3 separate regions of the Homo sapiens genome follow, and regions 1 and 3 are each linked to region 2. Evidence: chromatin contacts called from ENCODE Hi-C or POLR2A ChIA-PET data. All regions are on one chromosome and are shown on one strand. The core of a region is the stretch at or near the end of the contact, and the rest is flanking DNA. Distances in the headings are between cores, read along the strand shown.

The links. Hi-C counts contacts between places; a loop is a spot of excess contacts on that map. ChIA-PET counts read pairs that join two places held with the same protein, here RNA polymerase II (POLR2A). Pooled maps may share reads with other maps.
Region 1: a map with no recorded cell type shows a loop between it and region 2 (14-fold over the local background). The contact joins two enhancer-like sites. A Hi-C loop is called at or near these places in 5 of 37 single-sample maps with no recorded cell type and 4 of 50 pooled maps. POLR2A ChIA-PET finds 5 or more read pairs at or near these places in 1 of 52 experiments (OCI-LY7).
Region 3: a loop to region 2 is called in a pooled map, with 3 times the contacts of the local background. The contact joins two enhancer-like sites. A Hi-C loop is called at or near these places in 6 of 37 single-sample maps with no recorded cell type and 2 of 50 pooled maps.

The regions. Positions count from the first base shown.
Region 1 is chr3:169,937,952-169,942,763 of GRCh38, forward strand. SAMD7 (sterile alpha motif domain containing 7) reads left to right here. Exons shown (of 9, transcript NM_001304366.2): 9 at 367-1,224. The coding sequence ends at 555. Among named protein-coding and RNA genes, the nearest start is that of SEC62, 26 kb to the right of the region's middle. Within about 2 kb of position 2,685, at least 4 of the 41 ENCODE cell types and tissues checked have a DNase peak (open chromatin) inside an H3K27ac peak, as active enhancers do.
Region 2 is chr3:172,107,406-172,111,772 of GRCh38, forward strand. The region is part of intron 1 of FNDC3B (fibronectin type III domain containing 3B); the gene reads left to right. Among named protein-coding and RNA genes, the nearest start is that of FNDC3B, 70 kb to the left of the region's middle. Within about 2 kb of position 1,251, at least 4 of the 41 ENCODE cell types and tissues checked have a DNase peak (open chromatin) inside an H3K27ac peak, as active enhancers do.
Region 3 is chr3:170,042,620-170,047,165 of GRCh38, forward strand. All of the region lies in intron 2 of GPR160 (G protein-coupled receptor 160), which reads left to right. Among named protein-coding and RNA genes, the nearest start is that of GPR160, 6.9 kb to the left of the region's middle. RefSeq lists enhancers at 2,468-2,517, 3,097-3,597, 3,558-3,717. Within about 2 kb of position 3,017, at least 10 of the 41 ENCODE cell types and tissues checked have a DNase peak (open chromatin) inside an H3K27ac peak, as active enhancers do.

The DNA of each region.
Region 1 (4,812 bases), core at 1,435-3,934, 2.2 Mb before region 2:
TCTACAATAGCTCCCCATTGCCTTCAGAGCCAAAGCCAAAGACCTATGTCATTTGTGCTCCTCCTAACATGCCACCACCATTACCGTCCTGACCTCACCATCTACTTTTCTCCCCCTCAGTAATTCCACTATTGCTCAGCTGCCCCTGGTTAGAGCCACCTTGATACCCTGTTTTACATCTGTAAACACTATAATTCTGAGAGAAAGAAAAAGCCCACCACATCCTACAATTGTGACCCCCACAACTATATGTTAATAGATGCTCCATGCCTGAAATTACCTCAGCCTCTCTGTGATGTGTGTTTAATGCTGAGTTAATGAAAAAAATTCATAGAATTGATTACTATAATTATTTTGTCTTAAAAGGTATCTCAGCATGTGGGAAGTATGTTCTACAAGAAAACTCTTTCATTTCCTATAAGACAAGCATTTGATCAACCAGCAGATACATCCCCTCTTCTGGATCCTAATTCCTGGAGTGATACAATGAACATTTTTTGTCCCCAGGATACAATAATTCCTAAAGGAATTGAGCGAGGTAGTATGAGAAACTAAAAGCCCTCAAGGAGGAAGAATAGTCTTAGCCAGTTTTCCAAAGAGCCTAGGATATTACAAAGGATGTGTGAGGATTTCCCAGTACTGGATGGAGAATGAGAAGAGAAAGTCAGCCTTTCTGGGGCTTTCATGGAGGAGACTTGCCCAAGGGGCTTCCCTGCCAGGGCTGAATGACCCCAGCACCAAATGACTGGAGACGCATCCTTAGGAGCAAATGCTAATGAAGGGGAGATTTACAAACATCAAGAAAGCTGCAGATGGATGTTTCCATGAAGAAATCTCTGAAGAAACCAAAAGAGCTGAAACTGAAAAAAGAGCTCCCTCCCTTTTTTCACTCATTTTCCATTCCCAAACCCTGAAAGAGATAAAGGCAACCCAATGAAACCACAGAGAGGCAGAAGAGAACGGGCAGAAGTACAGAACAGAAATGGAGAAGCTGACCACGACTCCATCTCTTCTCATTCCAGATTTCCAGCGTGAAGCAGGCCCAAGCTAGGGAAGGTGAGAAGCTTTAACCTTAAATTTTCGAGTTTTGGCCAGGCGCGGTGGCTCACGGCTGTAATCCCAACACTTTGGGAGTCTGAGGCGGGCGGATCATGAGGTCAGGAGATTAAGACCAGCTTGGCCAACATGGTGAAACCCCGTCTCTACTAAAAATACAAAAAAAAATTAGCTAGGCCTGGTGGTGCGCGAATGTAGTCCCAGCTACTCGGGAGGCTGAAGCAGGAGAATTGCTTGAACCTGGGAAGCGGAGGCTACAGTGAGCTGAGATCGTGCCACTGCACTCCAGCCTGGGTGACAGAGCAGGACTCTGTCTCAAAAAAAAAAAAAAAAATCGAGTTTGAATATTATTCATGACTAGGTATTTTATTTCTGAAATACAACTATGTTATGACTGAAAGTGACTGGAGGACTGCTTTTTATCTGAGAGGGAGGTGAAAAGTCATAGTATCCACTTGAGATTTCATCCAAGGGGTGGGGAAGTTATCTCTGCAAAGCAGGTTTGAGCTGGCAAGGTGGAGTGCTCTCTGCTCACACCCTGTGGAATCCCACATTTTCAACTTGATGTTTAACAGAATGTCTCTGAAAGGATAAACAAGAAAATGATGACAGTTTGCTCAAGGAGGGGATTGGCTAACAGGATATGAAGTCTTCTTACCATATACATTCTTGAACATTTTGAATTTTTAACCATGAGAATATATTTTCTATTTAAAAAATTTACATTTAACATGAGCAAACTCTAGAAAGCAGCCTCTGAGATGGCCCACAAGGATCCCTGCATCCTGGTATCCCAAGCCCTTGTGTGATCTACTCCGCTTGAGGGCGGGCTGGGGGTATTGAGGCTTTTCTAATGAACAGAATACAGAAGGCGTGATAGATGGGATGTCACTTTTGTGGCTTCTGTCTTGGGTGCTCGCTCTCTCTCTCTCTCTGGATTTCTCACTCTTGGGGAAGCCAGATTCTTTGTCTCCAGGCAGCCCTGTGGAGAGCCCCACATTAACTTGGAAATGGATCTTCTGACGCTGCCAACAGCCATGTAAGGAAACTTGAAGGTGCCTCAGCTCCAGCCCACAGCTTGATGGCAGCTCATGAGAGACCCTCAGCCAGAGGCCCCCAGCTAAGCCACTCTGGATTTCTGACCCACAGAAACTGTAAGATAATAAATGTGTGTTGTTTTCAGCCACTAAGTTTTGAAGTAATTTATTTCACAATAATGGAGTACTAAAACAAACAAATTAAGTTGCATTTAGTAAACACAAATTGCATGCTACCCACATTCACTTTTTGATTTGGAAGGTGGGCTTTTGAAATCATTTTCCTATAAGCCTAATTTAGTTAAGCTTCCATTTCTTTCATTTTTACTAAGACAACAGGTTTTTCTTCTGACAAAAACTGTATGAAACCATCACATGTATTTGTGAATTGTTACTTTACTCTCTTGGTCCCTTTGCTGAAAGAGAGACAGGGACAGACAGAAAATCCTCCCATATTTCAAAAATATGTCTTTTTTAAGTTATTTAAGATGGCAATAAGCCAATGAATAACGAGTGGCAAGATTTTTACTAAAAATAACTTGAAAAATGCTTCACTTCCTCTTTCCCTCTTTTTATTCATCTGATGCTCAGTGTACCGAAGAACTGTTTGGTCACGTGACATTTCACCTGCTATACTACCCAGCAAACAGAAGTTTCACAAAATGCCAGGTGTGAGTTACAGATGCTGTGGTGAGGGATAAAAAGAAATGCTTAATATTTTTAATGGCAAAGTGATAATGAGGTTCAATCACTATGATGACTTTTGAGTTTCGTATTGCTGCTAAATAAGTCCATTGAGTTGGTAATTGATTGATTTGCACAGATGTATCTCAATGTTGCTCTAAGGAAAATGTTCCGATATGCCATCTTGGCATGTACTATCACCAGAAAAAACCACTGTGCTTAATTTTAGGTCCATGCATTTAAAAAAGAACCAGAAGAACACATGTAAAGGAGGCCCTCCCCAGCTCTCAGTACTCTTCATTGTAAGAGAATAAAACTGAAATTGCTTGTCCCTACCAAGATTACCTTCTACCAAGATTGTCTTCTTCTAAAGACTCCTGGGTACGTTTTAACAAAAGGGACACTTTATGAACAGATTATTTTGGAGGGTGAGGATTTTTATTTACATTATCATCTAGAAATAGTTTTTAACTTTTTCTGAAATGCCACTTGAGGCTTGAAGCATACTCTGTACTCTTTATGAATAAAAAACAAAGCAACAACAATGACAACTTCTCTCTTGTTGGAAAACCATCACAATAAAATTATGTTTGATAAATAGGGAATTATGACTTATGAAATATGTTTAGACTGATTGAGTAAATATCCAGGCAATGGAGTACTATGCAGCTGTTTCCTTTAGGGAAGTATTATAGCTATTAAGGAGAAATAATAGAATTTGAATATCACCATTATGCACCCCTAAAACATAAGCAATCTAGGCAGTAGTCATAAATGGCTGCTAACATCTCGAAAAGAGAAATAACCAGACATCATGTGCCATCTGATGGAAATCCATGAAACCCCATATGAATGAAAGTCTTATTAAAAAAAAAAATTAACCTGAGTCGAAATAAACCTCTAGATCCAAAAACCAATTTACAGGAAATACAGGGAACAAAGGAACATGTTAAACATCACTGCAGTTATAAAAATAGTAAATATCCAAATTATGGGGAACTATAGTAGAAATGACCTGATTTTCTCCAACAAATAAATGCAAGGGAATGGGAAAAGGAAAACCTGTAGATTAAAAGAAAGATACTTAAGATTCAAATAACCCAGATGTAAAAGTTTTGGAAATAGTGGTGATGGTTGCACAAAATTCTGAATATAATTAATACCACCAACTTGTATGTTAAAATTACAAATTTTATATATTTTTTACTAAAATAAAATTTTTTGAATTCAAATCACCCAATATAATCATGAAACTTATTTAAATCCTTTTTCAAATACATTGTAAAAAATGAAACAATTAGGGAAATCTGAACACAATTTGGGATATTCAATGATATTAAAAATTACTGTTATTTGTTAAAAATATAGTATTGTGAGCTTTTTTAAAAGACTTCTTATTTTTTAAAAATATATACTGAAATATGTACAGATAAAATGATATATGGTATCTGGGATTAGATTTGATCCTGCCTCCAACCTAATAAATTATCCTGCTATTATTTTATGGAGACTGGCAGAACACATGAGCCTCTTGGGTCAGAGACAAAGAACTTTATTACTCATGACACAGTAGCAGCATGAACATCAGCATATGTGTATTGGTTCCTTTTGCCCCTAGGTGCTACAAGAGCAATACAGAGGGGCCCAGAGGCTACCTGCCCATACAGTAGGTTTGCTTCACAGCTGAGGATCACAACTTGGGGAAACGACCAATTTTATAGCAAGCAGTAAGCAAGCCTGCTCTTTGTTCAGGGGTGATGATGGGTGTGGAAGGAAGGATTACCCATTTTTTAAGGTTACCAGCTACATAATCAACCTTGAGAAATGGTTCTGGTAAAAGAATAGTTAGAGCCTTGCAGTCTCTTGGTCCACCCAGCAAGATGTATAGAAACAAGAGTCCCAAAAAAGAGTATTTCTCCCAGTAATATCATGACAAGGATTTGCTTCCAAAAATCTGTTGAGTGGGTAGGGTGTAGGTAGATCACTGGGACTATGGGTGAAATAAGTTCAGTCATGAGTTGATACTTATTGAAGC
Region 2 (4,367 bases), core at 1-2,500:
ATTTCTTCATTTGTAAAGGGTAGTTGATTTCAAGAATGGATTCATGATCACATCTCCGTGGTGTGTTGGGGGACAGTGTGGATGTGGTACAGCCTTGACCAAAATGCCTGAGTCCTGTGATAGATTTGGCCAGCTCAGATACACATCTGTCTAGGAAAGAAGGAACCCAGACCAAGAAGATGAGTGTTAGTCAGGGTGGTTTCTACTGAGACTTTTTGACTAAGATGAAAATGAGTTACAGTGCGGTTATCCAGAGATCACACATCTGGCCTGCTCAGCTACCTTCACAGCTGATGATCAGCTGGTGGTGAAAAGGAAGACTGCACAAAGCGCACGAGGAACTTCTGAAACTGTACTCAGGGACTCCTCTCTGTGTGTGTATGTAACTGACAATCTGGCCGCTCAGCCCAAAGAAAATTTAAGACAGCAAATTTAGGAAAAGGCCCTGAGACTGGAGGGAGTGTGGTTAATGAAGAAAAGAGAAAGAAAAAAAAACATTAAAATTAAGCATAAGAACTTATTGGGAGGCCGAGGCGGGCGGATCACAAGGTCAGGAGTTCGAGACCAGCTTGGTCAACATAGTGAAACCCCGTCTCTACTAAAAATACAAAAAATAGTTGGGCATGGTGGCACGTGCCTGTAGTCCCAGCTACTCGGGAGGCTGAGGCAGGAGAATAGCTTGAACCCAGGAGGCGGAGTTTGTGGTGAGCTGAGATCACGCCACTGCACTCCATCCTGGGCAACAGAGTGAGACTCTGTCTCAAAAAAAAGAAAAAAAAAAAGTAGAGGTGGGGTGATAATAGCTCTGTATATGTAAGGTCAAAATGTTTCAGTAACATCCTCATCCATCACCTTATGACTGAATACAGTATTCTTATAAACTGTCCTGAAATCCCTAAGAAAAAAGCTGTGGCCAGCCTGCTCTTTAATGAAGAACATGTGTAATTTCCATTCGCAATCATTACAAACAAATAGAGTAAGCTTTAGTTCTTAAAGTTAACTGTATGGATGAAAGCCTTCCACATCCATTGCTTCCTCTTTTAATTCCATTGAAAAGCCTTGTCGGCTTTCATCAGGTAGGTATTCCTGAGGTCTCCTCACAGCTGAGTTGAGCCACCCTGTTGAGAGTTAAGTCCACGTGTAGTTTTGTCTCAGTTACTGGTTAAAACAGAGGAGGTTCACTTTTGGGTTGCTGTGACTATAGAGTGATGACTGCTCATGACAAGCCTTCCCAGGCCTCCTGGCCTGACTTAACCTGCTTTAACTGTTGATGGTTTTGCAATGTGGTTTCCCCACTTCACAACCTGAATCTGTGACTTTCTACTGGGAACACTCACTACGTTTCCCTTTTCATGCCTGGGGAATAACCAAAAAGATACTACTGTGAACGCTAAGTTTTATGTTTTCATGCTTTTATGCTTTTCCTCCTTGCCTTTTCTCTAGTCTGTTTTCTATGGAGCATAGACTAAGTCATTTCTATTTTATGATCATTTTAAGGGACAGCTTGGCAGGCAGTTGGCTTTTAAGTAGTTGGGCAGTTCCTTGCCTCGAAATAATTCATTTCTTTGTATGTCTCTTGCATTCTAGGCAAATAAAAGTACTCTCTGTGTGTGCATGGAGCACAGAAATGGGGATTTAAACATCGTTGGCTGCATGTAGGCCCCATCTAGCTGAATCTGTTACCTTATATTCTTGTCAGGATGAAGTCTGGTTTATCTCTGGTGAAACTGTTAGGGATTACAAAGAAGGCCTTGGATTCTTTTTTTTTTTTTTTTTTTGAGACGGAGTCTTGCTCTGTCACCCAGGCTGGAGTGCAGTGGTGGGATCTCGGCTCCCTGCAAGCTCCGCCTCCCGGGTTCACGCCATTCTCCTGCCTCAGCCTCCCAAGTAGCTGGGACTACAGGCGCCCGCCACTGCGCCCGGCTAATTTTTTTGTATTTTTAGTAGAGACGGGGTTTCACCGTTTTAGCCGGGATGGTCTCGATCTCCTGACCTCGTGATCCGCCCGCCTCGGCCTCCCAAAGTGCTGGGATTACAGGCGTGAGCCCCGCGCCCGGCCGAAGGCCTTGGATTCTAGCAAGCTGGTGGCTGAGGGAAAAGATCAGCAATACTGGTTATGGCTAAGTGAGACTGCTGGGCTCACAGTGGCCTTTATTCACTTTTATTATTTCTTCTGTTTTCTCCATGATCAACGGTGTGACTGTTGGGTGGTTGAATTGAAACTTAGGAGTGTATGATGTTCATATGTTCCCACTTGATCTTTCTCAGGAGTGTTTGTACATACAGCCTCCCTGTCTCCCCTTCCTCCATCCCTTCCCAGTCATTTCTAGTAACCACTGAACACTGTATGAGGTGGAAAGTCCATCACGTAGTAGAGAAAAAGATTCAGGCATCTCACCTAAAGTTGTCTATGAAGTTTTCAAAAGCAAATATAATGATCTCCTTGTGCCAGTGGACTTCTTTGGTTTATTTGGGGGGTAAAATGCCTTATGAAAAGAGATGGTTTTGCACATCTGTGTCAGTCCCCATACTCTTCTATCCTACTTCTGTAAGGCCTTTGTGGGCCTGGGTCTGGGGGATCCATCTACCTTATCCCACACTTGCAGAACCTGGAGTTAATGCCCTGCTTAGGACTTGACACCTGTGCTTAAGGGTGCTATTTAGCGGGGTTGGATTGCTATGTCTCATTGACAGCGGTCCTGTTAGTTAACACAATGCCTACCAGAAGGTTAGAGTTGTTAGTGTTAGATGTGTTGTTGGTGTTCAGACATTCTTCGGTACTAGAGACAGGAGACCAGGAATGCCTAAATATTGTACCAGATCACAACTGTCTTCTCTTACTCAGTTCAACCTCCCCATTCCCTCACAGGACTCACACAAGAAACAATGAGAAATAGGAACAAAGTAGCACCATTATTTGGATTTGAGCTGCAAATCCAAGTGTTCAAAACTTTGGTTAGATGGGTTGGACCACATGGAGTATAGACAGCTTCAGCCCAAAGCAGGTCCTAAGGACCCTCATCTCCCTCCCATTTGAACTCTCTAAACCTGTATCATTATTTACTGTACGCTGGCCTAATAGAAGGACCTATGGAGGCTGAAGGGACCTAGAGTGAGGCCCTGAAATGGGTTTACTCCTCTTGCCTTGTTGGATAAGAGAGAAGAGGTTCTATCCTTAGGCTCACCTGTAAGATGTCAGAGCTATGCCAAGCAGGAGAGGGCTTTGGCACTCGCTAATGTAGCAGAGGGGATGCAGAGAAGACAACAGAGCCACAGTCTGCACCACAGCCTCAATAGCAAGTGCCCAAGGAGGAGGGAAGAAAAGGTGAAATTGCTTCTCCACCCTTAGATCCTTATACTCAGACCCCCTAATGTAAATAACCACCCTGTTAATCCAACCTGCGATTTTGAAGAAACATTAAATAAGACATCATACTTAGCACTTTGGGAGGCCGAGGTAGGTGGATCACCTGAGGTCATGTCAGGAGTTCAAGACTGGCCTGGCCAACATGGCGAAACCCTGTCTCTACTAAAAATATGAAAATTAGGCGGGCATAGTGGTGCGTGCCTGTAATCCCAGCTACTTAGGAGGTTGAGGCAGGAGAATCGCTTGAACCTGGGAGGTGGAGGTTGCAGCGAGCTGAGATCATGCCACTGCACTCCAGCCTGGGCAACAGAGTGAGACTCCATTAAAAAAAAAAAAAAAAAAAAAGATAGGCCTGTGTAATGTCATCAATTTGAGAAAATAGCCATTTTTCTCTTATGCATTATTAGTAAGATAAAGTATATTAGGAATGAAATTGAAATAGACATTAGATTTCTTCTCCATCATTTGACCTGTTCATAGTTCAAACAATTAAGTCATGATAGTGTCAACAGGGATTATCTTAATTTTAATTGTAAAAGAATCTGTTTTCTTTCATGAGGATAAACTATCAGGCTTTGGGCTTGGTACTTTTATTTGCTTAGGAACTGAGTAATTGCCTCATAAAACAGCATGATGGTACTATTAACACCGAATTATAAGACCTGTTATTATAGAATTTGCTTTTCTAGTTGGGATAAGACTTCATTTTTTGGTGCTTAAAATAATTAGTTTCTCCAAATGGGTGTATAATAAACAGGTAAAATTTTGCCTATTTAAAGTAAAAAAGTTTATAATCTCTTGGGTGGCTTTTATATATCTTTTGATACTTCCAAGGGAGGACTTTTTTTGGGTGGGATGGAGGGAGGAGAGGTATGCTTGACGTTTAGAGTGGACGTGTTTAAGAATGAGAATAAGTATTTTATTTCTGTCATATCTACCTGAGACATATTTGAGGCAGTTATTAACAATTTTGCCCCATTATTTTGTCTGATTTGAATAT
Region 3 (4,546 bases), core at 1,767-4,266, 2.1 Mb before region 2:
GAGTTCAAGACCAGCCTGGGCAACATAGTGAGGCCCCCATCTCTACAAAAAAAAAAAATAAATAAATAATAATAATAATAATAAAATTGGCCAGTGTGGTGGTGGCTGAGGTGGGGAGGGTGGCTTGAGCCCAGCAGTTCTAGGCTGCAGTAAGCTATGTTTGCACCATTGCACACCAGCCTGGACGATAGGGCAAGACTCTCTCTCTTAAAAAAAAAAAAAAAAAAAAAGAATTCATGGTAGTCTTCTGGTAGTCTTCACACACTTTTTTTTTTTTTTTGAGATGGAGTCTCGCTCTGCCACCCAGGCTGGAGTGCAATGGTGCAATCTCAGCTCACTGCAAGCTCTGCCTCCCGGATTCATGCCATTCTCCTGCCTCAGCCTCCCCAGTAGCTGGGACTACAGGTGCCCACCACCACGCCCAGCTAATTTTTTATATTTTTAGTAGAGACGGGGTTTCGCCATGTTAGCCAGGATGGTCTCGATCTACTGACCTCGTGATCTGCCCGCCTCAGCCTCCCAAAGTGCTGGGATTACAGACATTCACACACATTTTTGTTTTTTGTTTTGTTTTGTTTTGAGACAGAGTTTTTGCTTTGTTGCCCAGGCTGGAGTGCAATGGTGTGATCTCAGCTCACTGCAACCTCTGCCTCCTGGGTTCAAGCAGTTCTCCTGCCTCAGCCTTCCACGTAGCTGGGATTACAGGTGCCAGACACCATGCCTGGCTAATTTTTGTATATTTAGTAGAGACAAGGTTTCACCATGTTGGCCAGGCTGGTCTCGGAACTCTCGACCTCAGGTGATCCACCCTCCTCGGCCTCCCAAAATGCTGGGATTAAGGTGTGATCCACCATGCCTGGCCCACACACGTTTTTAATTCTGACAAATGTCTCTAGGTTGGGTATTATCAGTCCATTTTGCAAATGGAAGTTGTAGCTAGAGGTTAATAGTTTTTGCCTGAGGTCTTGCAGCTAGATTCAAACTCAGCTCTGTCAGATTTGACAGTCTGCGTTATTTCTGGCAGTTTCACACTACCTTTAGCAGGAAGCAGAGCAATACGCCCAAGAATTGGGTAGTCTAGGCAAACTATCTTCTTATCACACCCCACTGTCCTGGTGACAGGCGGGGGGCATGGGTCACATCTGACCAACAGATGTTCTGTCGGGCCAGCATAGAGCTTAAAAAAAAACACTGAGTGAGCGTTGAAAATTGGGAAATGTCAAATATTCTGCCCTAACGATTCCCAACGGCAATACTAGAGCAGCTGCCTCTTTAGGGAAGGGTAGTACATCCCAGTCCCCTCAGCCCCCAGCAACCCCTAAAATAGTCCCCAGCCCTGAGATTGTACTTTTTTTTTTTTTTAACGGTAAGAGATCTTTCTATGTATGTGTCTCTACCCCAAATGGAATAACAAAATATAGGTTGAGAGGCTCTTGTTGCAAGAAAAATGGGAAAGACACTTTGGGAGGCCAAGGTGCGGGGATCACCTGAGGTTGGGAGTTCGAAACCAACCTGACCAACATGGAGAAACCTCGTCTCTACTAAAAATACAAAATTAGCCTGGCGTGGTGGTGTATGCCTGTAATCCCAGCTACTTGGGAGACTGAGGCTGGAGAATCACTTGAACTCAGGGGGCGGAGGTTGCGGTGAGCCGAGATCACGCCATTGCACTCCAGCCTGGGGAAGAAGAGCGAAACTCCATCTCAAAAAAAAAAAAAAAGAGAAGAGAAAAATGGGAAAGAGCATATTCCTTTGAGGAAATGAGAGTCTTGTGTTTAGTCTCAGTGCTTCTCTGTCAGACGAATACAAGCCGCGTTGTCATTTTTCTCCCATGCTGCCTATTTTCTCACTTATAAGGAACTTGTTCGCTACCCCCTGCAGTTTGACAAGAATGGAGTAGGTGTGGGCAGGCCTCAGTAGGGAAAAGGAATGGCTCCAAACTCCCACACCATTGGGTCTTTGTGAGTAGGCAGGTGGGTCTTGTGCACCTTGGCGGTTCCCCAGGGTGTCCTGCAGGGATGGGGCACCAAAAAGGCCTTTAACCCTTCCCCTTTAAGCAGGGGACCCATGTGGATCCTGAAGTTGTGCATCAGCTCACTGTAGCTGCTCTGAGCTGGACCCCAGCCACTCTGAGGGGTTCCTAGGACTTGCAAAGGGCCCCTCTCCCCCATCCTTCTCTGCCTACCACTCTCCTGCTGATGACAAGTCCACTTCTATACACTGCTTAGGCACAGCCCCCCAAGAAAGCTCTGCAGGGATGAGGAGCTGAGGCACCCGCATAGTCCAGCCTTAAGGGGTTTCTGTGATGCAAGTCCAAGGGTGGCTTAATTTCCTTGCCTTGAAACTTTCGGTTAAGGGTCACGGGGCAAACATTCTCGCTTCTGTGAATAGCTGGAGTTTCATGACAGTTGAAGTTTCTCTTTAGATCTTTGTTTCCTTCCCCTGAGTTCTGCATTTTCTTCCCATGTACGTGTGCCGTGGAGGAGAATGAAAAGAGGAAATGGCACAAAAGTGAACCTTGTTGGGTGGCTTTCAGGAAATGTCAGGTGCTGTTGTGGGCCTTTGTCACTCGAGTTGTCAGTCTAGGTGTGTGTGTAAACGGACATGGAATAAACAAGGGCTCCAAGTGGAACAGCTTGTTTTGGCCAAAAGAAGTGAGTTCAGGCCGAGCATGGTGGCTCACACCTGTAATCCCAGCACTTTGGGAGGCCGAGGTGGGTGGATAGTGAGGTCAGGAAATCGAGACCATCCTGGCTAACACGGTGAAACCCTGTCTCTACTAAAAATACAAAAAAAAAAAAAAAAAAAAAAAAAAAAAAAAAAAAAAACCAATTAGCCAGGGGTGGTGGCACTCGCCTGTAGTCCCAGCTACTCGGGAGGAGACTCGCTTGAACCAGGAGGTGGAGGTTGCAGTGAGCCGAGATCACGCCACTGCACTCTAGCCTGGGCGACAGAGCAAGATTCTGTCTCAAAAAAAATAAAAAATAAAAAAAGAAAGAAAAAAAAAGAAGTGAGTTCAGAGGCTGACATGTTTTGTGAATGCCAGACCAGCGGCTTGATGGGATCCTTTCTGGAGAACTCTGCGATTCAGGTTTGTGGCTGTGTGCTCCCTCAGGTGATGATTAACCCCCTTGTCAAGGAAGAGTGGGTTAATTGGTTATTAGCCAGAGCAAACAGGGAGAGGCCAAGCAGTCTTGAGTATGGACTCAGCCAGATCCCTGGGTTTCATTTCTGGTTCTTCCACCACCTGTGTGACCTTGACTCATTTTTTAAAACCTCTTTGTACCTCAGTTTCCCCTATGTAAGCTAGAAGTAATAATAATACCTACATCATAGGGCGGTGAGGATTCAGTGGCACGTCAAGTGCTTGTAACAGTGCCTGGCATGGAGTAGGATGGATTGTGAGTTAGCTATTATTATTGTTGTTGTTAGAGCCCTGCTTCCTTTACTTTCACTTTTACTGGGGAGAATTTCCCCCACATAATGTTAGAAGAAAGACCACAGGGAAGAAATGCATCTGAGCTCTGACCTCTGTTCGTGGAGTGAGCCATGGGCTGCCCATCTGGGTTCCCACATGGCCTTAGGGAAATGTTCTCCATGACAAATGCTAACAGGGTGTTTGGTGCAGCAGCAGCTTTGGAATTGATGAGAACTGGGCCACAACTTGTGACTTTGAGCCAGGGCTTTGGCTTTGTTGTTCGGGGATTAAAATCTCCACTGACTGTGGAAAGGAGTTGGAATCCCCTAGCATTCATGTGGATACAAACTCCAACCCCTTATGAGAGAGCGGGCTAGTGTTAGCTGGGACACAGGAGTCCCAGCCTCAGCTATGCCACCGCCTGGCAGGGGTTTAAGGCCAGGTCTTCTGGGCAGCCAGTGCCTCTTCTGTCACCTGGGGATAAGCATATCTAATAGGAATGTTGTGAGGGGCTAACAACATTTTATGAAATCCTGACACAGACACAGCAAAGTACAATGCCTGACTTGCCCCTTAGTAGTAAAATCATAGAACAGATACATTGAGAGGCTTACTTTTTAACTTGGAAAAGTAATATAGATGCTGTTAACTAATGTTTATTTAATATTTTATAGTTCCTAAAAGGGCTATCTGGTTTGATCTTTAAACTAGCAATGCAGGTTTCTGTTTGTTTACATTTGTTTCGATTGCCTTTGGCTGCCTGTTTCAGGAGAGGAGGTACAGAAGTGAACCCAGGTTCAGGCCAGAAATGAGAACATGGAATGGCCTTCATTTTACTGTATCAGAGAGGTAACATGAGTTCTTATTCTTTATGCCCTTAAGTAATTCTGAGGAGGAAGCACTTTAGAGATTGATAGCTAAGGTGTTGCTGGGAAGCTGAAAGCATCCATGGTGTCCAGGGAAGCTGAATGGAGGGCCAGTGATTCCCCTCCAAGCAGCAGGGCAGAGGTCTCCCCTGTCGACAGCCCTTGCCTGGTCCCCTTCAGCAGGGGGCAGTGGGAGGAAGAGAGGCAGTAGGCTTTGGATTCTCCCTCCTGCCCCAGGTGCAGACCCAAAGCTTCAGAGTCC